Linked DNA regions of Homo sapiens: region 2 is linked to region 1. Evidence: read pairs that join two places in POLR2A ChIA-PET (ENCODE). Cell type or tissue: HepG2. All regions are shown on one strand. Each heading gives the region's core, and the rest is flanking DNA. Links, peaks and the distances in the headings are about the cores only. Region 1 has its middle 31 kb from the start of NPEPL1. Region 2 overlaps LOC107985410 (a long non-coding RNA gene).

Evidence for each region. ChIA-PET counts read pairs that join two places held together with the same protein. Peaks named below come from ENCODE experiments on the same cell type or tissue, not always from the same donor. Only the 100,000 strongest peaks of a DNase experiment are listed, where the experiment ranks them.
Region 2: POLR2A ChIA-PET joins it to region 1 with 6 read pairs; 3 of 35 experiments call an interaction of 5 or more read pairs at or near these places.

Annotation. Positions count from the first base shown.
Region 1 is chr20:58,721,589-58,726,966 of GRCh38, reverse strand. No RefSeq gene overlaps it. Among named protein-coding and RNA genes, the nearest start is that of NPEPL1, 31 kb to the right of the region's middle. In HepG2, for the core only: no CTCF peak of the experiment used is centred there; no DNase peak of the experiment used is centred there; H3K27me3 peaks cover 3,025 bases.
Region 2 is chr20:58,642,552-58,647,929 of GRCh38, reverse strand. All of the region lies in intron 1 of LOC107985410 (a long non-coding RNA gene), which reads left to right. Among named protein-coding and RNA genes, the nearest start is that of STX16-NPEPL1, 6.0 kb to the left of the region's middle. RefSeq lists a silencer at 143-437. In HepG2, for the core only: a CTCF peak has its summit at 260; DNase peaks (open chromatin) are centred at 280 and 2,269; H3K27me3 peaks cover 625 bases.

The DNA of each region.
Region 1 (5,378 bases), core at 57-5,056:
TTTGAAGTTCTGTCATTGGGGAATCTACTGTTTAGGACTGTTACATCTTCTTGGTGAATTGATTATTTTATTATTATGTAACACCCCTATTTGTACCTGGTAATTTTTTGTTGCTCTGAAGTCTTATTTATCTGATAGTAACATAGCCACTTCTGCTTTGTTTTGATGAGTATTTGCTTGGTATATCATTTTTATCCTTTTACTTTTAATCTATCAATTGAGGGGCCAGCAAACGTTTTTCTGCAAAGGGCCAGTTATTAATAGTAAATATTTTAGGTTTTGTGGCTATATATGGTTTCTATTACCTCTTTCTTCCCCTCCTTTTCTTCTTCACGACCCTTAAGAAATGTAAAAACCATTCTTAAAAACAGGCCATGGGCTGCATTTGCCCTCTGAGCCATAGTTTACTAATTTCCAGTCTATACAATTATATTTAAAGTGTATTTCTTATATATAGTGTATTAGTCTGTTTTCATGTGGCTGATAAAGACATATCTGAGACTGGGCAATTTACAAAAGAAAGAAGTTTAATTGGACTTACAGTTCCACATGGCTGGGAAAGCCTCACAGTCATGGCACAAGGCAAGGAGGAGCAAATCATGTCTTACATGGATGGCAGCAGGCAAAGAGAGAGCTTGTGTAGGGAGACTCCTGTTTCTCAAAACCATCAGATCTCATGAGAGTAATTCACTATCATGAGAATAGCGCAGGAAAGGCCTGCCCCCATGATTCAATTACGTCCCACTGGGTTGCTCCCATAACATCTGGGAATTCAAGATGAGATTTTGGTGGGGACACAGCCAAACCATATCATGTAGCATATGATTGGATCCTGTTTTTTTTTTTTTTTTCAATCCAATGTGACAATTTTTTTCATTGCTATATTTAGATTGTTTCAATTTAATGTCATTATTGATATAGTTACATTTAGGTCTACCATTTTATTATTTTTCTATTTTCTCATTGTTTTCTATGTTCCTTTTTCTGGCTTCTTTTGAATTATGTGAATATTTTTAATATTCTATTTATTTTATTTATTGGCTTTTATTGCTGTATCTCTTTGCATTACTTTTTAGTTGCTGCTTTAGGCATTATATACATACCTAACTTTTCATAATCTATTTAGAGTTAGTATTTCATCGTAGCATGTAAAATATAGAAGGCTTATAACTATGTGGTTATCTTTACCTTCTCTGTGTCATACTTTACCCTCTTTATGTTATACTTTTAACTCCTCTGTTATAATTGTCATAAGTATTAAATCTACATACATTTAATGCCCTTGATAATGTTATAATATTTGCTTTTTATAGCTTATATACATTTTAGGTACTTTGGAGAAGAAAAGTAACCCATTATATTTACCAGATATTTACCTTTTCTGTTGTTCTTCCTTCATTCCTGAAGTTCCAAGTCTTATACCGGTGTAATTCCTTTGTCTGAACAACATCCTTTCTTTTAGAGTAGGTCTACTGGTGTTTTTTGTTTTTTTTTGAGACAGAGTCTCTGTCGCCCAGGCTGGAGTGCAGTGGCGTGATCTCGGCCCTCTGCAAGCTCCGCCTCCTGGGTTCACGCCATTCTCCTGCCTCAGCCTCCCGAGTAGCTGGGACTACAGGCACCTGCCACCACGCCCGGCTAATTTTTTGTATTTTTAGTAGAGACGGGGTTTCACCGTGTTGACCAGGATGGTCTCGATCTCCTGATCTCGTGATCCACCCACCTCAGCCTCCCAAAGTGCTGGGATTACAGGCGTGAGCCACCGCACCTGGCCGGATTCTTTAAGTCTTTTCTTCTTCCTCAGAGTGTGTCTTTTTTTTTTTTTTTTTTTTGCTTTCATTCTTGACAATTTTTGCTCTATGTAGAATTCTGAGTTGACAGTTCTTTTGTTTCATGTTTTTAAAGATGTGTTCCCATGTCTTCTGACAACCATGTTTTCTGGTTAATCTTCAGTCATTGTTTATCACTGCGGTAGGTATGTTTTTTCTCTGGCTGCTTTTTAGATTTTTCTTTATCTTTGGTTTTCAGTAATCTGATTATGATGTGTTTGGGTGTGCATTTTTTTGATTTCATCCTGTTTGGAGTGCTCTAAACTTCTTGAACCTGTAAATTTATGTCTTTTCCCATATTTGGAAAGGTTCTGCTATCATTCTTTTCAAAAAATATTTATCTCCACCAATCTGTCTTCTCTTAGGGATTCCAATTATAAGAGTATTAGATGTTTCGATATTGTCTAACAAGTCCCTGAGGCACTCATATTTTGAAATCTTTTTGTTCTGTCAGTTCTTCAGTTAGAATAATTTCTATTGATCTATATTCAAGTTTACTGGCTCTTTCTTCTGCCATATTGATTCTTTAGACTTTTTATTTTGTAATAATTTTCCATTTACGGAAAAGTTGCCAAGATAAAACACAGAGCATTTCCATTTACTTCTCACCCGGTTTTCCCTAATTTTGACATCTTACATTAACATACCATAGAATGTTTGTCAAAACCAACAGGCCAACATTGGTAGGTTCCTACCAACCAAACTCCAGATTCCACTTAGATTTCACCAGTTTTTACATTAATGTCCTTTTTTGTTCTAGGATACCACATCACATTTAGTGGTTCTTTTTTATAGTTTTTCTTTGTCAAACTCCTATTTTTCCATCCATTTCAATGTTTTTAAGTTTTACTTCGTGAAGGATAGTTATAATCATTTCTCTGAAGTCTTCATCCGACAATTCCAGCATCAGGGTCATCTCAGGATTGGCATCTTTTGATTGTATTTTCTCTTAAGAATTGGTCAGATTTTCCTGATTCTTGGTATGTCAAATAATGTTGGGTTTTCATCCTGGACTTGTAGTTTTTGTATGTTAGAAGACTGGATCCTGTTTAAATCTTCTGGAGAATGCTAATTTATTTCTCCTTCTTTTCTACCTTTCTCTTCTTCTTCTTCCTCTTCCTTCTCTCCTCCTTCCCCCACTCCTCATCATCCAACTCTTCCTCCTCCTCCTCCTCCTCCTCCTCCTCCTCCTCTTTAGCGGGCAATGAATCCAGTGAAATTCACACTGCACATTCTTTCTCTCCCATGAGCGGTGGTTCAGATGTTAGTTCTCTCTTAAGAGCTTTGGCTGTGTGACTTGCAGGTGACCAGTGCATGCGCTGCTCAGAGGTGAGCCTGGAGCTTGAGTGCTGTTGTATATGGCAGTTCAGACCTCAAAGCCTTTGCTGTGCTCCTGCCTCTTGGGAATGTGGCCTGTTTGGGTGCTGTGTGAGTGGTCCTTGTCCCCTCTGCACCTTAGGATGGTTCCTTCCCTAGCTTGGGGTAGTGTCCTCCTCACATGTGCTGAGGAGTACTCAGTACTCCATGAAGACTCAGGGGAACCCCCTGCCCGTCTCTGGATTCCTTTCTCTCTGTGCCACTCTCTTCTTCCGAGTTCTGTGTCCAGCAAACTCCAGCTGCCTTGGCCATCCTGGATGTTCAACTCTGTCCCTTGAGCTCATGGAGGCCACCTGCCTGGGCTTGGCTTGGGTTTCTCCTCCCTGGGCCACACCTGGAAACTCTCCCCAGGCAGGGAGCTGGGCTGGTTGGAGGCGCATCTCATTTGTTCCATTTCTCGCAGGCATCACTCTGGGGCTGCATGTTTCTTGTGTCTGAAACAATGCTTTCTATAGATTTGTCTGGCTTTCTAACTCATCTAAAGCAGTAGTTAAATGCAGCCCCTGCAGCTCTACCATGACCAGAAACAGGAGTCAGACCGAGCTTCAGGGTGCTCTGTCTCTTGCCTTGCAGGACATTCTCACTTCCCCCCATCCCTGGGACTTCCCTGGGCTCTGACAGCCCAAATTCCACTCCCTCACTCTCAAGCCAGTAAGCCTGTGGCTCTCTGTGGGAATTCCAGCCACCCCGTGCTGAGGACTGGGGCGTCCTCAGGGAAATGGTCATATTCACACAGCACTCTCTCGTGACCTGCAAGGCCTGTGTCCACCTCTCCCACCCCATCTCACTCCCCCATCCCCGTGCCCCCCTCTCCTTTTCAGCAGCAGTGGCCTCCTTTGCATTTCTGTAACTTGTCACAGCCCACTCCAGCCTGGGCTTTTGCACATGCTGCACCCTGCACTGGAACTGATTTCTCCCATCTTCTGCACCATTGAGTACTCACATCCTTGCACTCTCAGCTCATGTATCTATACCTCCAGGGAGGCGTTCCCTACCTGGTCCCCTCCCCAAGCAAGGACAGGCCTCCCTTTAAAATGTCCTCATCACACCACCTGCCCATACTTCACGGCAGTCATCCCAGTTTGTGGTGTATTTCTTTGGGTAATACTGTGATGAGCACCTGTCCTCCTGGCGGGACTGTGAACCCTGGGAGGGCAGGGGCCATCTCTCCTCAACTTCGTCTCTCAGCACCTGACACAGAGCAGGAGCACAATGAATGTTCATTGAATGAATGAGTGAATACAAAACTACACACGGAGGGGAGGTGGGGGCCTGCAGTGTTCCCTGACACCATTCCCTCTGCCTAGAACTGCTGTCTGTGAGTCGTTTATTTATAGCATGGGGAGGAAATGGGACTGCGACATCTCCCAGCCATAGGAAGATACCATGTCTTCCTTCGGGGGCCCACGAGTTTGCACAGGAGTGGGCAGGAGCCATGTGTGTCTATTCTGCCTGGAATTTTCAGGGCCAAGCGAAGATTGGATGGAGGAAGCCGAGCTGAGAGGGCAGAGGGTGCAGGGTGCAGACTGGGATGGGGAAGGAAGCTGGGCCCGAGCATCTGGGGCTACCTTTGTTTCTCCGGATCTGCACTTGGCTTTTCCTTCCCCAATTCAGGAATGAGTCTCTGGTCATGAATGTGGAAGTAGCCAGCGAGCACGTGGTATACTACGTGGATAAGGAAACACGAGACCCACTGGCCTGCACGCTCACGCACACCCGAGAGAGCCTGTAGGAGCCCCTCCTTGCTCCAGCAGTGCCCTGGCACAGAGGGTTTTCTGCCGAGCACAACTGTTGCAGGGTGGGGTTTACCACGTGAGCAAAGGAGTCGTCTTTTGCCCATTTACATGGCACTTTCATGGACATATGTCCCCCTTGCACAGGTGAAGAATCTGGCTGACTGACGCCAGGACTCAAAGCTACAAAAGTGGCAGAGTCGGGATTTGAGCCCAGTTCTGCTGACCTGGGCATGGCACACGGACCCATCCTGCCTCCCGGGGCACAGGTGGCCAGAGGAGTCCAGGGCCCATCTATATTTTTTAAAATGTATTATCTTTTTATTGTGGTAAAATACACGTAACATAAAATCTGCCATCTTCCCCATTTCTGAATGTATAGTCAAGTGGCATTAAGTGCATTCATAATGTACAACCCGCACCACCATCATCTCCACGACCC
Region 2 (5,378 bases), core at 253-5,252, 79 kb after region 1:
ACTTTCTAACATTCTGCCAACGAATCCAATAAGTCACTTTTGGGGACAAGTGTTTCATTGTTTTCTTGTCATCTCATTCAGTGCAGGAGGAAGCCCCATTGAAGCCAGGCCATGGCTTGGGCAGGTGCAGGTTTTCAAGTACTGAGAGGGGATGGTTAGCTCAACAGGTCAGCAGTGGGACACACACCCTTTGGTGAAAACAATTTAAATGAGATAGGGCTCATGTAAGCCCTTATACAACCTCAGCATAGAGTAAGTGCGCCACAAATGGGCAATATGATTTATTACAGCAGTAGTCTTACTGTTGGAAAGCTCACGTGGGCTCTGCTCTCCCTGGAAGGCATCATAAACTCCAAAGAGAATGGCATGGTATTGAGAACTGAACACTTGGAAATCTAAGCACGTTTCCGAGCTTCTTGTTCTGGACCTTGGGAATCCAGATGTGTCTGCAGTGCACACTCATGTGGAAGAGGGGGCTAAACCATCTCAAAGACACCTTTTAACATTGGTCTTTCTCCCACCTATAGAAAGACAGATGGTTGTTTGCTTATCAAGCAGCAAAAGCCCCCAGGCCTAACATATGTCTCGTCTGCACAGATCTGACAGACAGATTCGGGCCAGGTTCGGGTAACAGGAGTTGTGTGTTCTGTGTCCCCAAATAGTTCCTCAAAACCTTGAGTATTTCCAACAACAGAAAACTCCCTATCTGGGTCTGTCTTCAGCTATGATGCCTCTCCCAAGAAGGGAGACTCTGGAGAGAGGCAACACTTTTGTTTTGTCTGGAGTCCCGTAGCTTTTAATACCAGACAATTCAATACAGTAGGCATTTCTAAAAATCTACCAGTGGCTGTGCCTATCTCTTGCCAGGCACTGCTGAAAGAATGAAACAGCAAAACTCTTGCCTTCAGGGAATTTGCATCTCCACTGTCTCTACCCAAATTCTGGTTCTCATCGTGTACATTTTCCCAGCAGCCTGCTAACAACCACCCGTCTCTTCCCTCCTCATCCTGCAGCCACAGTGACCTTTCCAAAGCATAAATCTGATCATGTCACTGCCTGATTGAGGCCCTGAAACAGCTCCCTCTGGCCCATGCCAGCCGATCTCAAATGACGCTCAGCAGAAAACAGGTGCTCTAAGTTGAACCAAGCTGGGCATCACTAATATTAACTAATGATGGACTTTTCTTGGTTGTCAGAAAAAAAAAAATGAAGCTAATTAATGGAGTAGTCTCCATCTTAAGTGTTTCTCTTCTCGCTTTCTCTTAAACCTTCAGTCCCTGCCACCACTTGGCTGTATTAGAATATAGTATAAGACTAGATCTGATTTATTCCAGAATCATGGATTTCAGTACAATTTTTTTCCCATAGATCAGTATTTCCTGGAGTTCTGCATTTAGGTTTTCTACACTTTCCACATGGCGGAGTGCCCCCTGGGCATTCAAAGCCCTGCCCAACAGGCCCCACCTAAATGGTGAGCTTTTTTCTTTCCAGGACTTGGCTCACAGGCCTTTCTCTGCCTGGTGGGGGTAGTGGCGGGGGATGTGTCTTGCCCCTTCTGCTTGGTGAACCCTTCATTGAAGACAGCACCCCCTACACTGTCAGGTGTGATAAATGTTTGCGGAATGGATGACTGGATGGATTAATGCACAAAAGGTGAGATTAACTATATTAAGTGCTAGAGAATACCAGACAGTCAAGACTCAAAATGGGTGGAGAGATTAGGGCAGTTCTCTGTCCCCCTCGCTCACCCCTTTTCAGCCACACTAGCCTTCCCACCATTCCTCACACCTCCTTAGCACCTGCTTTGCTCTCCTTCCTAGGTTCTTCAAATAACTGGCTCCTTCTCACCACTCTTGTCTCAGACTATTCAATAGAAAGTAATCCTCCTACCCTGTCCACCGTGTGGGGAGAGGACTCTCCTCTCCCAGGGCCCTTATGTCACCATCATACCAGGTGCCTGCCCATGCTTGGTCAAGTTCAAGACTGAAACAATGTCTAACATCGTGGCTTTTGGTCTTTGAGGCCAAGAAGAGGCCTCTTGGGTCACAACACATGCCAGCAAAGCATATCTGCATTTTACTTTTTTTCCAGGATGATGTGGACACATGTGTACTCAAATAAATCAACCCTCCCATCTTAACCATCTCCCTTGGCAGGAACAATAAGTTAATGTGCCAAGCCAGGACTGACCTGGATGACTCAAACCCTGAAAAACATAAAGGAAATCATTGTGTTTTTCCGCTAGCAGGTATTGAAACATAGCCAACTCACTCGTTTCTAGTTTTTTTTCCCATGGCCATGACCACTGACCTGCTCGTGGTAATTTGTGTGATGTGCAAGTGCAGGGCTGGACTCCAGCCTTCTCCAGATGCTGCCTGTGCAACCAGCAGCCCCTTATTAGCTATGTGGCCATGCATGGCTCAAGACTCCTTTGGTCACAAGGGACAGAACCCAAATCAAATGGACTTAAGCTTCAAAGCAAATGTGTTGGCCCAAACATCTATGCGTAGCTGGATCCAGAGGAGGAAACATATCAACAAGGAGTTTCTATCTCTCAGCTCTTTCTTCCCCTGTGCTGGTTTCATTCTCAAGCCAGTGAACCCCAGGAGGTGGCAGATTGCTCTCTGGAAGCTCTGCCCTGTTATCTCACAGGACAGCAACCCCAATAGATTGAAATTTCTCTTTTCCAGTGGTTTCAAAAGTCCTAGAATGGACTCTCATTGGCCTGTCATGAGTTATAGCCTTATCCCTGAATTCATTTTTTTTTTTTTTTTTTTGAGCCAGGGTCTTACTCTGTCTCCCAAGCTAGAATGTGGCGACACAATCACAGCTCGCTGAAGCCTCAACCTCCCAGACTCAGGTGATTCTCCCACCTTAGCCTCCCAAGTAGTTGGGACTACAGGCAGGTACCACCATGCCTGGCTAATTTTTATACTTTTTTTTTTTTTTTTGAGACAGGGTCTCACTCTGTCACCCTGGCTAGAGTACAGTGGCGCTATCATAGCTCACTGCAACCTCAAATGATTCTCCCACTTCAGCCTCCCAAGTAGCTGAGACCATGGACATGTGCCACTGTACCCTGCTAAGTTTTATATTTTTAGTAGAGATGGGGTCCAGGCTGGTCTCGAATTCCTGGGCTTAAAGAATCAACCCACCTTGGCCTCCCAAAGTGCTGGGATTACAGGCATAAGCTACCACACTCAGCCATAATTTTTTATACTTTTTGTAGAGATGGGGTTTCACCATGTTGCCCAGGCTGGTCTCGAACTCCTGGGCTCAAACTATCCACCTGCCTTGGGCCTTCCAAAGGCTGGAATTGCAGATGTGAGCTAGTATCCTGAAATTCTAAACTTAGCCAGAAAGTAGTGATCATCAGATGGGTCAGACCAGGATCACGTGACCACTTCTGAACTCAGGGAGGGTGCCAGGGTCTGATCCATCCAAACACAATGGATTATAAACTCGCCTCTTCTGAAATCAGCGTGTTAGAACCAAGAAAAGTGATGTTGGGTGCTCGCATGCAACAGATTTCTACCTTGGGTCTGTTTTCAACCCACTGTGTGCCCTTTGCACACTGCTATATGCCTCTCCTTCAAACCCACTCCTCTGGCTTCTGGAACTTTGGTCATGCCTGCTTCTCCTCCTTCATCATCCCTCTGAGGCCCAGCCCCCAAATTTTGATTTTCCCCAGTGTTAAGTCCTTGCTTTTCTGTTACCTTTCACCTAACCACAGTGGCAGGTCCCGCCTACCCATGGGCCTCCTGCACACACTCTACCCATGGGCCTCCTGCGCACACTCTACCCATGGGCCTCCTGCGCACACTCTACCCATGGGCCTCCTGCGCACACTCTACCCATGGGCCTCCTGCGCACACTCTACCCATGGGCCTCCTGCGCACACTCTACCCATGGGCCTCCTGCGCACACTCTACCCATGGGCCTCCTGCGCACACTCTACCCATGGGCCTCCTGCGCACACTCTACCCATGGGCCTCCTGCACACACTCTGCCTCTCATTCAGAGCATCCGTGTGGATTTTCCACTGCACGGAGCTGCCTAGGTGTCTTACATGCTCAACAGTGAACCACTGGCTGCCCATCCAAGCATGCTCTTCCTTCTCCTCTATTCCTTATCTTTCATTGGCACCCCTAAATAGAGCCTTTGGTATCATTTACCATCCTTGCTCCCATTTGCCCCCACCACCTGCCAATGTACCACTCAGGACCACATCGTGACAGATTCTGCATCCTAAATATCAACAGTCTGCTCTCCTCTCCATCTTCACTGCTCTTATCACCTCTTTTGCCTGGAAAATCACAACAGACTGTCTAGCTGGTCGTCACACCTCCAGTGCTGGTCCCTGGTGTGGAATGCTTTCCAAACCATCACCTTTGTAAAAATATCAATCTGTTCATGTTCCTTTCCTGATTAGATAACTGCTTTGTCTTCCTACTGCCTATTAGAAAAAAATAACTCTTTAACTTTGCTCTCAAAGCTGGATGTGTCCAGGGTCTTTCCAGCCACCCCTGCCTTGAATCCTGTGCCCTGCAGAACATTCTCTGCATACTCCGTGCTTCGACCTTTTTTTTTTTTTTTTCCAAGACAGGGTCTCGCTCTGTTGCCCAGGCTGGAGTGCAATGGTGCGATCTCGGCTCACTGCAACCTCCGCCTCCTGGGTTCAAGTGATTCTCCTGCCTCAGCCTCCCCAGTAGCTGAGATTACAGGCATGTGCCACCACATCCAGCTAATGAGGTTTCACCATGTTGGCCAGGCTGGTCTCAAACTCCTGATCTCAAGTGATCCACTCACCTCGGCCTCCCAAAGTGCTGGGATGACAGGCGTGAGCCACCGCGCCCGGACTTCATGTCTTCTTGATGGAAATCAAGGCTGATTCAGTCAGACTGTGTCACATTATCTCTGGAAATATGACTGGACAGGGGGTCTGGGTGAGTCTCATTTGATTCTCTCTGGGTGCTCCGTTTCTCCTGAGGAGCTAGCTATTCCAGAATCTGGGGACCCAAGACACATGTTATCTGTGTCTTCCAAAGGAGAGACTTCCATAGGATAGATGTTTTTGGGGTCCATAAAGACGTTAGAGTGATAAAACGTGGTGTAACTGAGAGGTTCATTCTTGCAGAAGCTCCAATCTAGGTAGGGTGCAGTAGGAGGATAAGAGGAGCTGCACTCCAGTGGACTCCCCCATCTAAGGGTGCCTCCTACTGTGACAGTTACCAGCACGATGATTTCCGGCACCTCCGTAGTGCCCCAAGGACAAGGTTGTTAACAGTCGGTACCGGGATCTGACTCAATCCATGAAAGAACCAGTTGACTGACCAACACAGAAGTATGGAGTAGCTACCATGAGCCCAGCCTTGTGG